Regions from separate parts of the Homo sapiens genome. Here region 2 is linked to region 1. A link is a contact called in ENCODE Hi-C or POLR2A ChIA-PET data. All regions are on one chromosome and are shown on one strand. The core of a region is the stretch at or near the end of the contact, and the rest is flanking DNA. Distances in the headings are between cores, read along the strand shown.

Region 1 (7,581 bases), core at 3,769-6,268:
TTTTTTTTTTTGGGAAGACAAATGAGGACTGCAGTATCATATGAGACTTTAAGGGAAAGAAAAGGATGGGGAGGTTAAATGGGAGACTTGGTAAAATGGGGTGTTGTAGACACAAGGGAGGGGAGGAGAATAGTGGCTGAGATGGATGAGAGATAATCAAAAGGAAACCAAAGATAGGAAAAACCAGGTATTGTAAGAAAACAGTGAAGTTAGCTCCCATTGCCAAAAGATAATAGGTTGTTCCGCTTCTGAGGAGGTGGCCTTGTCTGTCATGGTTTGTGCCAGTCAAGGGCATGTCTGTCACGGTTTGTGCCAGTCAAGGGCATGTCCTGGGTACAGGCAAGCTACAGCGATGCTGAGAGGAAAGGAACCATTGGGGGTGCCGCACAATAATAGCTAAATAGAGTGGAATAGAAATAGAAACGAAGGAACTTTTCAAAAAAAGCCTGAGAGAACTATAGGTGTTAAGTTTGGAATTTCAGGAAACAAGGATGTATCAAGAGTTCCAACCTGAAGAAGCAGAGCAACTGTCCATCGCTCAGTTTCTAGAGCTCTGAGGGAAATCTGGAAAACCTAAAGCCCGAGAACAGTTATTTCTACAGGACTGGGGTATGCATGGACAAGTTTTTAGTTCCTCACGTTAGGCAAGAAGTACACATTTACAACAAGTACTTTGTTAAATGAAAATCCAGACGATGATGGGGAAGCCATCTCAGTTCCAGCGTTCATGTGGGAAGGGGTACGGGGTGGACCCCAGGCTTGACAGGAATTTAAGAAAAAGTATTTTGGATCTTTTATCCTGTTCTTTAGGGAAGAGCATTATTAGCAGTTTAGACCAAGACTTCTCCACTAGTTTGGCAGAAGTGCCTATGGTGAAGAGACAGAGGCAGCAATGGGCTAGGGAGGGTGGCAAGCCAGGGGCCACAGCTTTAAAGAGCAAAACATGGATCATGTTCCAAGTCCATGTTGTGGAAAAGAGAGTTATCTTCCAGGCTCAACTTGAGCTGGCAGAGGACCAGCTCAATATCTTCTCCGGGAATGAAAGCTGTGCCTTTGGGAACAGGGGACAGACCACTTCTGAGGACAACCTCAGAGGTTGGGGTCTTAGACCCTGAGACAGCCCTGGTCCTGAAGGCAGGGCCTGCTGCAGCAAAAAGGAGAGGAAACAAGGGGTCAGGGAGCCTTTGGTCCAGCCCTTTACAAGACACCCGAGATTCAGAGTGGGAGGCTGGGTTGCCCAAGGTACTATGGTACTATGGTGAGTTTACAATATAGGTCTTCACCATCCAGCTGCCCTTGATTTGCTGAAAGAGGATGAAGCCAAAATAAAACAATAAACCAGCAAATCTAGGAAAAAGGTACATTCTTTTTTTTTTTTTTCTTTTTTGAGACAGAGTCTTGCTCTGTTGCCCAGGCTGGAGTGCAGTGGCTCACTGCAAGCCCCACCTCCCAGGTTCATGTCATTCTCCTCCCTCAGCCTCCCGAGTAGCTGGGACTACAGGCGCCCGCCATCACGCCCAGTTAATTTTTTTTAAAAATATTTTTAGTAGAGATGGGGTTTCACCATGTTAGCCAGAATGGTCTCGATCTCCTGACCTCATGATCCGCCTGCCTCAGCCTCCCAAAGTGCTGGGATTACAGGCATGAGCTACCACGCCCGGCCAGAAAAAGGTACATTCTTAGACTTCTGCAAATGAGACCAGTCATGACCACCTTGGGGGCCCTTTTACCTTGGTGTTTACCAGTGTCTTTTATGTCTTCATCTATAGAACTAGGTTGATTTGTTTTGAAGGCTCTCAATAATCTAGGAGCCATCTAGAGCTGTGCACTCCAATACAGTAGCCACTAGCCATGTGTGGCGATTTAAATTTACAATCAAAATTTAATTCCTCAGTCAAGCTAAACACATTCCAAGTGATTAACAGCCAATGTGCCTAGTGTCTAATGTACTGGACAGTGAGTGCAGAGGTAGAACATTTCCATCATCTCAGGAAGTTCTGTTGAACAGTACTGATCTGCTGTGTACAGCCTGCTGTGTAGCAGGTGCTTTAGAAATAGTCATTGCATGAATGGTCCTCTAGACTGTATGCCATTACTACTAAGAGCTGTGGTTTCTACTCTCCTCCTCATTTCCCTTTCTGGCCAGCATACCAAGAAAGTTACTAGGAATTCAAGTTGGAGTCTCTAGGTCCACACAGTGAAGGATGTAATTTTAAGGCCCTGGGAAAGGCAAGATGAGGCATCTGAGTGAAGACCAACTCCCAGTTCCTAAGACTCCCCCAGAGCTGGCTTGCCTGTCCTCTAGCTGCAGCCAGACCGATGGTGGCACCCAGAGATGACAGCTGCTGGAGCAGGGGCTGGGGGAATTGGGGCAGGCTGTGCTGGTTGAGGGCACACTGACTTTAAGGCTTGAAGCCTCACCACTCAGAGCATGAGGGAGTCACACCTCATCTTTAACTGATCCAGAGTCAGCTTATCACCACAGGAGAAGGTGAGTGGGTGAAGAGAACTTGAGGGGAAAACAGAAAGGGAGATGTGCTGAGGCTCCAGTTCTTCCAGAGAGTCAGCGAGAGGTGCCTCATGTGAGGGGAGGTCATCTATGTTGGAGGGTAAGTAGCCATCATGGGTGGGAAGGTCACCTGCTGGGAGCACCGTCCAGGGACAGGCTGGGTTTTCGGGCTTTGGGTCGGAGCCCCTGCTCTCCAGCACCTTGTACAGATCCACCAGTTGTCTGCTCTCAGCTTGGAGAGCTCTTGGAGGTGGTGGGCTTGAGGCACTGTGCATCATGTCTTTCTCAGAGGCCTGATGACCTTGGATTCCTTTTTCCCTTTGTGGCCAGTTGGAGCAGGGGGGATGTCTGAAAACTGGGGTCACTTGATGAAGGACTTCACTGATGACCAGCGGTTCAGGATCTTCAGGCGTGGGCCAGTCTATCAGGAGCCTGTCCAAGGGCAGCTGTGTCTTCTCCTGAGAGAAAGGAGGAGGAAGAGGCTCACACTGCTGTAGAAGTGACCTTCACAACCTATTTCTCCAGGGTTCCCAAAGGCCTCACAACCTGCACTGTCTCCTCAGCCCTGGCTGGAACATGTTGGGCACTGGAGTTTGCGAGGTAAGAGAAACAGTTAACATTGTTGGGGAGGCAGAGGGGCAGGAGCCAGAGACTCCTCTCAACCCCCAGCCAGTGAGTGATTCACAGCCCTGCTCAACCTTCAACCTGTTTCTTTCTTTCTTTTTTTTTTTTTTCTTGAGACGAAGTCGCCTTCTGTCACCCAGGCTCAAGTGCAGTGGCATGATCTTGGCTCCCTGTAACCTCCGCCTCCCAGGTTCAAGCAATTCTCGTGCCTCAGCCTCCCGAGTGGCTGGGATTATAGGCATGTGCCACCATGCCTGGCTAATTTTTATATTTTTAGTAGAGACAGGGTTTCACCATGTTGGCCAGGCTGGTCTCGAACTCCTGACCTCAAGTGATCTACCCACCTTGGCCTCCCAAAGTGCTGGGATTACAGGCATGAGCCACCATGCCCAGCCCCGTTTCTAATGTGAACCAAGCTATACTACCTGCTTTTCCTTGAGGACAGAGGGCACTGGAGATGCAAAGGAAAGGCTGAGACTGCTTCTGTCTTGGGGAGGAGGCAGTGAAGCCTTTAGGATCACACTAAACAGGTGATGAAGGGACACGAGAGCTGAGCTGAGTCCTGAGAGATGTGTGGTGTTTTCCAGGTAGGGAGGTGCTGGCAAGGAGGACTGGTGTATTTTGGAACCTGCTAGTTATTTCTTATGACTGGTAACCCGAGGCTTCAGAAATAGGAGGCGGTCACATCACACAGGGCCTTTTAAGTGATGCAAGGGTGTTTGTGCCTTGAGAGAACTACCGAAAGGTTTCAGGCAAGGTAATATTCCTTGTCAGATCTGCTTTTAAGAAAGACTACTTTGGAATAACATTTTTAGAAGAAATTTTCATCTTTTTTTGCCTTTAGCTAATTTTGTTTGTAACAGACAAAATTAGCTTATACTTTTGTTACTTAATTAATTCTCTCACTTATTTTCTCTTAGCATTCTGCCGGTGACCAGCTCTTCAATGTCCTATCTCTTTCCTTTCCGAACTTGCTGCCAATTCCTGAGTCCAAGTCCTTGGCACTTTATTAACATTTTTAAAAAACTGGGCTTTAATTGGGGTCTCTTTGCATCCTAGAAACAATCCTACACACTGGCTGCCTGATCTTTCCCAAGCAGAGGGTCCAGAGCCTCTGCTGACTTGGCTTACATGCACAGTCAAGATTCCAGCATTGGCCTGGCAATTGGTTCCTGCCCTTCCTCCACCTCTCTGTCTTTCTCTTCAGAAGCTGCTCTTTCAACCACTGTCCCGGTCTTACTAATCATGCCCTTCTCTCAGTGCCCCACACACTTTTGCTTCCACTGCCGGCCTTCACCCTGCTTGTGTGTGCCTCCCACTGTCCCCTGCTTCGTGCCTTCTCCTTCCATGAGGCCCCTGGTGACTGTTCCTTTCCCTGGATGCCTGTTCAGTGAAGAAACCACTGTTAGGTTCTTGGCATGTGATACTTTGTGCTGTCACTTTTTTTATATGTCTGTAAGCCATGTGTGCACAGGGACCATGTCTTACAGGAGGAGTAGGATGACAAAAAATAGCCGTGGGACAAGGCACACCCTGGGGACTAGTCCCAACTCCAACACTGTAGCCTGGGAAAAACCAACCAACCTCTCTGGGATCTCAGTTCTCTCATTTGTCCAATGACAAGTTGTGCAAGAGGGGTTTGGTCTGGATCTTCTTCTTACATCCCCTCCCTTGCCTTGGACATGGCAAGTGTCAGGAAAGTGAACAATGGCACTGTCTCAGAACAGATTTCCACAAAGGGCCCCGCCAAGCTAGAGGATGTGTGTTTGCGTTTCACTTCGGGGAGACTGCTCTTTTCTGATCACTACCCAAACTGGCCCTGGCACGTGGGTCTGGCTCGGAACACAGCTGGCAGCTCTGGGAAGCTGAGCCGCCAAAGTGCTGCTACCACAGATGTGGGAAAGATTACACCCTGTGCGGAAATGGCTTGTCGTTTTCACAAGGTGAGGTGTTTGCTCTGCCGTCAGGAGAGCAACTCTCACGGCTTTTACAAAGCGGGCCCTCTGGCTGCCAAGTCCTCGGGGGCAGGCCTCTTAAACCACTATCAGTTCAGGAACCTCATGGACACTATTTTAAGCTTTTACAAGCTAGATAACACTCCAGCAATCCCCTTTATGATTTGGCCTTTTCCTTCAGAGCTTTAGGGCACATGGTGGTGTAGCCACATCTTAAGAAACAGTAGGGGAGGGAAGGCCTGATAGCTCAAAGCACATTTGCTAGGAGGGGAGGACACACTATTGTGTTTCTGTTGTCTGCCTCTGCCTAGCACCTGGAGAGCAGTTTCCTTTCTAAAAACAGTCCACCTTCTTCAAGGGTCAAGCCACATGGGGTTCTAAGGCCGTCTCAAGGCTTTCATCCTCGAGGCCATATTTAAGCTGCTTAATTTTTAAAATTTTCTAATTCACTGGTTATTTTTGCAAAAAAATTATATGCACACAGTTTTCTTAAGATATTCTAGGCCAGGTGTGGTGGCTCATGCCTGTACTCCCAACACTTTGGGAGGCTGAGGCGGGTGGATCACTTGGGGTCACCAGCCTGGCCAACATGGTGAAACCCCATCTCTACTAAAAAAATACAAAAAAATTAGCCAGGCGTGGCAGCGTGCCCCTGCAGTCCCAGCTACTCAGGAGACTGAGGCAGGAGAATGGTGTGAACCCAGGAGGCGGAGCTTGCGGTGAGCCGAGATAGTGCCACTGCACTCCAGCCTGGCAACAAAGCGAGACTCCGTCTCAAAAAAAAAAAAAAAAAAAAAAAAAAGATATCTAAAAGTTCAAAGGGACTATGTAATGAAAATTAAGTGGCCTTCATACTCTCAACCCTCTCCCTGGAGGCAACCACCAGTATCCATTTCATATGTATCATAGTGGGCTTCCAGAAATATCCTGTGCCCATGCTGCAGATGTATGAGTGTGTGTAAAATCGCCCTCATTTTTATATAAATAAACCCACTTTGGACAATTGTGATAAATATTGCTCTTTTTACTTTTAAGTATCTTGTAGATCTTTAGGCACATATAGATCTATGTCATTTTTTTAGTTTTTGCCTAATACCCTATTGTATGGATGTACCCAAAAAGTTTAATTTGCATCCTGGTGCACCTTTACATTATGCCCGAGTTTTTGCTTCTATTGATAATGCTGCAATGAATACACTTATACTACACAACTTTGGGCATATGTATACCAATTTCTATCACCTTCCTCCTGTCTTACTTTTAATAAGTCTCTTCAGCTCAGAGGTGTAGACTGCTAGAAACTCTCTCCTCACCCCGTGTTTAAAGATCCTTTAAAATGTGTAGTGCAATGATAGGCAGCATATCCTGCTTGGATATGAGTCCAGGATCCACCATGTACTCGCTGACTAACATTGGGCAAGTTACGTAGTCCTCTGTGCCTCAATTTCCTCATGCGGAAAATGAAGATAATCATACAACCTCATGCCGGGCATGGTGGCTCACGCCTATAATCCCAGCACTTTGGGAGGCCGAGGCGGGTGGATCACGAGGTCAGGAGATTGAGACCATCCTGGCTAACACAGTGAAACCTCATCTCTACTAAAAATAAAAATAAAAAAAAATTAGCCGGGCATGGCGGCGGGCGCCTGTAGTCCTAGCTACTAGGGAGGCTGAGGCAGGAGAACGGCGTGAACCTGGAAGGTGAAGCTTGCAGTGAGCCGAGATTGCGCCACTGCACTCCAGCCTGGGCAACAGAACAAGACTCTGTCTCAAAAAAAAAAAAATCATACGACCTCATAGAGATGTTTATGGGTTAAATGTTAACGTATGAAAATGTTTTCAAAAGTGCCTGGTACATAGAAGATAATATATCTAAATTATAATAATGAATGTATAATATTATTATATAATTATATATTATATGACAGAATATAGAAAATATATAATTATATAACCTGTATATTATATATATAAAATAGTAATAACAGCAGTTTGTATACATATATATAAAACAGCAGTTTGTGTGTGTGTGTGTGTATAGACACACACACACACACACACACACACACTGCTGTTATTATCACTGTTTTTGCTGTTGTAACTTAATAGGGATGAAATCCCTCAGAGGAGACTTAAATTATGGGTCTTCTTGGGAAGAAAGTGAATGATCTTTGTCTTATATGACCCATGTGCTTTACATGGCATCTTATTTAATCCTCACAGTGGTAAGTAAGAATGATACTGTCAACTCCTGTTTTATTGAGGCTGAAACTTGGGCTCAGATAGTTGGGCAAGTTGCCCAAGAGTCACACACATAGTAAGTGGCAGAGGCAGGGGTGGCCTCTGGGCTTGATTTCAAAGGCACTAAACTATAGAGACTTAAATGCCTAAAGAATCTGTGGCTGGGATCCACTCTTTTTTTTTGAGTGGAGGTTGGGACTATGGACCACTGGCTTCTGGCCTGAGGAAGGGTGTGGATGACAGAACATACTC
Region 2 (7,581 bases), core at 2,902-5,401, 68 kb before region 1:
CAGGAAGCTGCCTAGGTCTTTGGCTGTGGTTCTGTGACCAAGGCAAACTGAAATTGTGAGATCCTTTCCTTGCCTCGCCTCAGATATATCTCAGATCCCAATAGTGAAGAATTTTTAACTTGAAAAAGTCCAATTTTATTTTGAAATGATTAGTACCTATAATATACCAGATTCTCAAATTTTGTTAAGAGAATGTACAGATGAGTGAATAAAGGAACTCAGAAATGGATATGACTAGAGACCTTGCTACTACAAAGGACTGGCAAGTCCGGAGTAACCAGGGTCACTCTATAAAACTAACTAGTGATTTCCATAAACACTGTGAGCACACACTATGTGCAGACACTGTGCTAGATGCTGGGGGTTCAGGGGGAAGCAAGGCAGGCCCAGCCCTGCTCTCATAGTTTCAAGTCCAGCAGAGCATTCAGGCAAGGATGGTATAGGATGACAGGTGCTACGGCCAGTAGGCAAAATGCAGAGCAATCTCTCTGGAAGCACATGTGGGAGGCAACTAACCCAGACCCGGAGCACCAGGCTGGTGGAGGGCTTCTTGGGGCACAACGTGATGCCCCAGTTGAGGCTTGATGGATGAATGAGTCAGCCAGGTGGCAGGAGGGGAAGCGAGGTCAAGGGAAAGTATCTCAGTCAAAGCCAAGAGTGTGTGCAAAGGATAAAAGATGAGAGAGTGGGTGTTGCTCTGCTGGAACTCAGAAGCAGCCTGTTAGGGCTCCACGGCCAGAGGTTCTGGTTTCATTGGTCTTGGATAGAGCCCAGCCTTGGGTATGTTTTAAAAGCTTCCCAGGTGACTTTAATGTGCAGCCAGGTTGAGATGAGAGCCACTGGACCAGAACATAGATGAAAGGGAGGGAATGATGAAAAGTGAGGCTGGAGAAGTAAGCTTGGCACATTACGCTGGGCCTGGAAGGCCATGTCAAGGAGCTTGAGTTTTCTTCCCTAAGGACTGAAAAGCTATTTAAACATTTGAGCAAGGAAATCCGTGGCCTGATCAGACTTGCAAACTTCAGAACATCCCTGTTGTGGAACATGGATTGGTGGGGGGAGGGCTGGAGTAGGAGTGAGAAAACCAGTTGGAAGGCTCTTGCAATAATTCAGGTAAAAGATAATCACACCCTGAATTTAGCTAGTGGCAGCGGGGATGGAGAGAAGTAGATAAATTCCAGAGATATTGAGGAAGTACAATTGCTAAGGCTTGATGAAAGATGGGCTGTAGGAGGGAGATTTCAAGGGCCATCCCTTTGTTTAGATGACTGGGTGGATGAAGTGTCATTCACTAAGATAGAGATCACTGGAAAGAAAGTACCAGAAGGAGGGCAGAAGCTGGTTTGTGGATATGTGGATGAGGACATCCACCTGGAACCTGTTGAGTTAGAGGTGACAGTGGGACATCCAGGTAAGACAAGCGGTGGACAGATGATAGCTTAGACCAGAGATGAGACATCTAGATTCAGGATAGAGATGTAGAAGTCATCAGAAAAGGCTGGGAAAAAATGAGATCACTCAGGTGAGAGAGTGTGGACTGGGAAGAGGAAAATAGGTTCATAGAATCTCGTAAGTCGTTCACTTCCTCCAGGTAGACAGCCCTAAACCCATTAAAGGTAATTATGCTAAGTGGTGAAGTGACTTGTCCTAGCTAGTCCTCTTCAAGTATATGAGCTGGCTTACATTCAGCCAGTATGAACCCCTGCTGCTGGCCTACATTCAGCCTGTCGCTGTCAGTGCAATTGGATCAAGCTGATTTGCAATGAAAAGCAGCTGGCAGTTGTGTCGTGTACCTATGGAGCTTGGCTGCGGGAAGCAGTTCCAGATTCCGTGGCTCTGCTCAGAGGTTTCTAAATACAGTGGTAGTTACGTGTTAGACATATGAGGCATTTTAAAGAAAGCAGGTCTGAATCATCTGAGAATAAGAATATTCAGCAAGTAGCTCAATGCAAAGGTCCTGGGAAAAATTTACTGTGGAGAGGGAAGGATGGGTAGGCAGCTAGTAATGCTTTTATTCTAGGCTCTGTGCAATGGTGATTCTATTTTTGGTTTTTGGTCTGCATAGATCTAAGTTCCCAGTTATGCCCTCAGATGCCAGAATCAACCTCTGTTGTATTGCAAATAAAGACGACAAAGTGCTTTTACGTTATGTTTCATTTACTCCTAACAACAAGCCTATAAAGTAAATAAGGCAGATGTTAGCCCCATTTTAAAGATGAGGAAACCAAGATTCAAGCTAATTAGCTGGCCCCAAATTGCAAAAATATATATATAAATGTGCTAAGGATCTAATCCAGTTTCACAATCCAAATCTACTCCAACTTCCCAACTGTGGCGTTTACCTCTTTAAAAAGGGGCTTTCTCTTTTTAACCCACTCTAGAGAAAGCTTCAGAAGGGGAGAGGAGGCTGGGCGCAGTAGCTCAGGCCTGTAATCCCAGCACTTTGGGAGGCTGAGGTGGGTGGATCATGAGGTCAGGAGTTCAAGACCAGCCTGGCCAACATGGTGAAACCCCCTCTCTACTAAAAATACAAAAATTAGCTGGGCATGGTGGTGTGTGCCTGTAATCCCAGCTACTGAGGAGTCTGAGGCAGGAGAATCGCTTGAACCCAGGAGGCGGAGGTTGCAATGAGCCACTGCATTCTCACCTGGGTGACACAGTGAGACTCCGTCTCCAAAAAAAAAAAAAAAAAAGTGGGGGTGCGGGATGGGAAGATTTGGAGAGAAGCTTAGCTTAGCAGACACCTTCTGTTATTACTGTGTTTGTGACTTTTTCTTTTGCACTAAATCTTACCCCAGCACAAATTACACAGGCCTACTACCAAAAAGATTGAAGAAAGTTGTCTGGGCCAGGCATGGTAGCTCACGTTTGTAATCTCAGCACTTTGGGAGGCCAAGATAGGAAAACAGCTTAAGCCCAGGAGTTTGAGATCAGCCTGAGCAGTATAGAAAGGTCCTGTCTCTACCAAAAAAAAAAAAAAGGAAAGTTGTTCAGATGTTCAGAGTGGGTTGATGGGTTAGGGAACCCACTTCTAAAAGAATTATAGACCCACAGGACTGAAAAAGACCAATGGGTAATTTACTTTAATCCCTGTCTTGCAGATGGGAGAAAGTGAGGGCGTAAAAAGAATGTAACTCATGCATGCTCATATAGCCAACTGTGGCGAAACAGAGACCAGAACCCTCACCTGCTGATGTATGCCCAGAAGACAAAGTGAAGATGAGCTCAGTCTCAGAGCACTGAGACAAACAAAGTGAAAAATATGTGGGGGAATAAAGAGCTGACCTAAAAGAAACATAAACACTCTGCTACACATTCCTCTTGTCTTTGGCACACATCTTCATGGGACTCTGATTGAGAAAGTTAATTAGAAAAATTATTATGGTACTCTCTTTCTCTTGTCATTTATTTAAGTCATAGGAGGAAGTAGGTGGAAGTGCCTAGAAGGTAGAGTGGGTGGAACTGGGAAATTGCTCTGTAAGATTTAGTTGGTGACAATGGGATTGTTGGTTCCACCAGTTTATTATTCACTAGTCACTAGAATTATCCATAATAATAGCTTGCATTTGTATAGGATATTCTAACTTATAAAAGGCTTTTATGACATTGTCTCATTTGATCTCACTGACAACCTTGTAAGCTAGACAAGGCAGGTATAATTATCCCACTTTATGAATGAGAAAACTGAGACTTAGAGAAGTTCAACGACTTGCACACTCAGTCATTAAACTAGAGTCTGAACAAGAAACCAGGTGTTCTTACTTAGAAAGCTTCAACTTTACCAAGGTCATATGGCTAAGCAGGACTTGAATCCCAGTGAGGCCATCTCCAGAGCCTATGCTCTTAACCACCGTGTTCTGCTAGTCATTTAACAGACATTTGTTGAGTGTGTCTTATTTACTTAGTTCCTTGCTCTTTATAAATACAATCCAGGTGCTCTCGCTAAGGCAGGTATTCATTAATGAAGGCATGTTTGGTAAATGCTTCTAGTACCTTCTCCCATGCCTCAGCAACTCATTTGACCGCAGAAGCAAACACAAGCTGTGGCCTAATCCCAGAGTCCCCACAAGCAGTAATTGCAGAGAAGTTGAGCCAAGAGGAGACTGACTCGCAGCCCAAAGCTACCCGCTCAGGTCCCCTGAGCCTGCAGGCTTTGGGCTAATGGGAAGCGGGTGTGGTCCATTTACAGCCTGGATCCAATAGGAAGTGAGGAGGCTAGATGAAAACTTTTTTTCACAAGAGTTGCTGTGTTGTCCTCCCCGTTACCCTGTTGGCATTTTTTCTTAAAACCCAGTAGCAGCTGTTGGCTAGTTTTGAAAATTGTCCAACCTTAGTAGAGCCTGTCCCCAAGCACGCAGGGCCTCCTTGGGGCTGGACCCTGGGGCCAGGCAGCTTGCCCAGGCAGCTCCATAAATAGCACCTGTGATACGTGCAAAAAGAGGTGAATCAGGGAGGGCTGCTGGTACTCCTCAGTGATGGTAAGCCAGTGAGTCTCAACAGCGAGTCTCGGATAAAGGCAGTTCCTATTACACATGTCTAACACTGAGGATCTAAAAATCAGTTCATATTAGGAATGGTTTAAGACTTTCTTTTTTCCTCATTCCTTCACTCCTCTTTCTCCCAGCCCTCTAGTAACATGCCTTTTCCATCATGTCTGTCAGATGATATTGTATAAGAATCCAGACTGAGTTTTTCTGACTATTTATAGAAGACAGTTGTGCTGCGTTAGCCACTACAGGAACTAAAGTTTGGTTCTGGGTTATGTGACATGAGAAAAACTTACAGAAATGTGTTTGTTCTCAAATGTGCCTATCCCATCCTTGTCCTATCACATCAAACAGGCCTGTTGGAATAACACATTGCTCTACTATGTCCTTTTATAATTAAATTTTTTTCTGATTTTCAAAGCATGTTTATACTAGTTAAAAGTTTCAAAGACTATAATGTATATAGTCTTTTACATTTTGGGGTTTGTTTGTTTGTTTGTTTTGAGATGGTGTCTCACTCTGTTGCCCAGGCTGGAGTGCAGTGGCGCGATCTCGGCTCACTGAAACCTCCACCTCCCGGGTTCAAGCAATTCTCATGCCTCAGCCTCCCAAGTAGCTGGAATAACAGACACACGCCACCATGCCTGGCTAATCTGTGTATTTTTAGTAGAGATTGGGTTTCACCATGTTGGCCAGGCAGGTCTCGAACTCAAGTGATCCACCCACCTTGGCCTCCCAAAGTTCTGGGATTATAGGCATGAGCCACCATGCTGGCCTATCTTTTACATTTTTAGCTATATAATGTACAGCTTGTTAATCTTTCACCCAGAGGTAACAACTGCTAATAGTCAATGTGTTTTTTAGTTTAGGGGCTCCTGAACTGATGGGAAAGGTAAAGAGCACTGACAGTGGTTATAGAAAGGAGGTGGCAAATGCAAACATGTTTCTAAATAGAACCAATGGGATGTTAGGGGAAGAGGAAGGTGAAGAAAATTAGCCCCAATCTTTTAGCCTGGGCGACTGGGAAGGTGTCTTGTGAAATAACCCAGAGGCCACATGCCAAAAGATAGAACTAGGAAAGATATCTAGTCTGTTAGGCTTGCTGGTCATTTTGTATCAATTATTATCATCCAGGAGTCACAATTACAAATGATTAAAAGCCTACAGCTGGCCTCACAGATATGCTGTTTAATATTTCAAACTCAGACCACTTCAGCATCCCAACAGGATTTAGAAGCTGAGACGCAAGGGGAAAGTTCAAACGTAGAAGTGACTGACTCATCTATTGGAGGAGATGAAAGTTTTCAATCATCGCCTCCAATCAGCTGCTTGGAACATTTTAGCTCTGGAGTCCACATTTTCTATGAAGTCACCCATCACCATCTCAAGGTTTAAACACTCTTTAATAAATTCAAAATCAGCTTCAAGAAAATGCTCAGAGCTCTAATTTAAGCCAAATGTACACCTTAAAGCTAAAGTAAGAGGTAGACTGTTTCTAAGTTAGAAATGTGACTTTGTCAGTCTACGTGGGTGCTACATCATCTAATAATGACAGCAGACCACGAGTCAAACTTTTTGATCCCATCACTCTTGCCACTATTTAATGTTGCTGACACTCATTTTGTGGTGTGTATAACCAGGAAAATTCTAGTTTTAGGGCCTGACAAACAGGTCCCACTAGTCTTTCCTTTTCTTAATGTACAATCCTGGCAGGTAGCACACACTATTAAGTAGACTATAATAATGCTGGTTGCTATGCACCTTGAGTGAGGCTGGTGAGGTTAAGTCAGCCATGGGTCCTGCTGACTTCACAGTGGGAGGGTAATTGCCGCTGACTCGCAGCCCTGGCTCCCCCAGGCTTTGAGTCCCTCTGGTGAGGTTTTTGATGGGGGTGATGATTGCTGTATCTGTACTTGCCTTGCTTTTTAATTATCAAAAAAGAAAAATAAAAGCGCAGAGATAATGTTATTGTTGCTGCTACATGGTTCTTTACTTCATTTAGTTTGTCATTTTAGGTTTTTAACATTGTCTTTACTAAAGCTCAAATTTTCTCACCATAGCTCCAAGGAGTAGAATGAGGATCAACGAGAAAAAAAGGAAATGGCAAGTTTTAGCATTTCTAAAGGCACCAGCCAAAGACTGAAAGTAATCTCATGAATACTGAGTTCTCTCTTTCTAACAGGAGTCAGGTATAAGCAGTGTGACCTATTGTTAGGATGTGGTCATCTGAATAGAGAGGCCTGGGATAAAGTCATATGTTACTTAGGCAAGGCAAACTGGCTGACCATCTAGCAAGTTTACCAAAGGGTGGCATCACTTGAACATAGTCACCAGATTTCTTGGAAGGGTTATCCTCTTTGTGGGCTCACACATTAAATTACAAGTACACTAAGAGACAAAAAACACTAAGATACTAATTTACCAAACTCACGAGAGACACGTGTATAAAAACAAGAGAGCCATTTACTTACTCCCATTGAGAAATATAACTACGTAGGATATTGGATATATCAGCCAATTGACTGCATTATCAATTGTGAAGGAAAAGAATGAGATGTAAACACATCTACAGAATCTTGGAAATACATTGTCAAGACTGTGTATAGTTAGGGATTTTATTGTACTTTAGGAATAAAATCAGCCTTATGTAAGACTATTGACAGATTTTCTCATGCTGGCATTTAGAAACGTGTTTTCAACTTTTGACTATACCTATGTTTCCAAAAATATATTTGCCTTTATGTGTTTAGTAGAAATGCTTGTTTTGGGGGATTCACAGCTTCTCTCTTAGTTCACCTCCTCAGTTACTAAACTTAGTCTTACATTTTGATTCATACTAATGCTCTTCTCAGAGGATTTTGAGTCCATTCTTTGTTTGTTTGTTAGGTTTTGGTTTTGTCTTTGAGATAGGGTCTTGTTCTGTCCCCCAGGCTGGAGTGCAGTGGTATGATCATGGCTCACTGCAGCCTTGACCCCCTGGGCTCAAGCAATCCTCCTGCCTCTCAGCCTCTCGAGTAGCTGGGACTACAGGTGTGCACTACCATACCTGGCTAATTTTTTATTTTTTGTAGAGAGAGGGTCTCACTATGTTGCC

Evidence for each region. Hi-C counts contacts between places; a loop is a spot of excess contacts on that map. ChIA-PET counts read pairs that join two places held with the same protein, here RNA polymerase II (POLR2A).
Region 2: a map of right cardiac atrium shows a loop between it and region 1 (2.5-fold over the local background). The contact joins two enhancer-like sites. A Hi-C loop is called at or near these places in 2 of 168 maps with a recorded cell type or tissue (PC-3 and right cardiac atrium). POLR2A ChIA-PET finds 5 or more read pairs at or near these places in 7 of 52 experiments (B cell, H1, OCI-LY7 and 4 more).

The regions. Positions count from the first base shown.
Region 1 is chr1:67,390,933-67,398,513 of GRCh38, reverse strand. It overlaps IL12RB2 (interleukin 12 receptor subunit beta 2), which reads right to left. Exons shown (of 17, transcript NM_001374259.2): 17 at 1-2,967. The coding sequence ends at 2,425. Among named protein-coding and RNA genes, the nearest start is that of SERBP1, 36 kb to the left of the region's middle. Within about 2 kb of position 5,018, at least 6 of the 41 ENCODE cell types and tissues checked have a DNase peak (open chromatin) inside an H3K27ac peak, as active enhancers do.
Region 2 is chr1:67,457,954-67,465,534 of GRCh38, reverse strand. No RefSeq gene overlaps it. Among named protein-coding and RNA genes, the nearest start is that of SERBP1, 31 kb to the right of the region's middle. RefSeq lists enhancers at 3,823-4,323, 6,001-6,924. Within about 2 kb of position 4,151, at least 8 of the 41 ENCODE cell types and tissues checked have a DNase peak (open chromatin) inside an H3K27ac peak, as active enhancers do.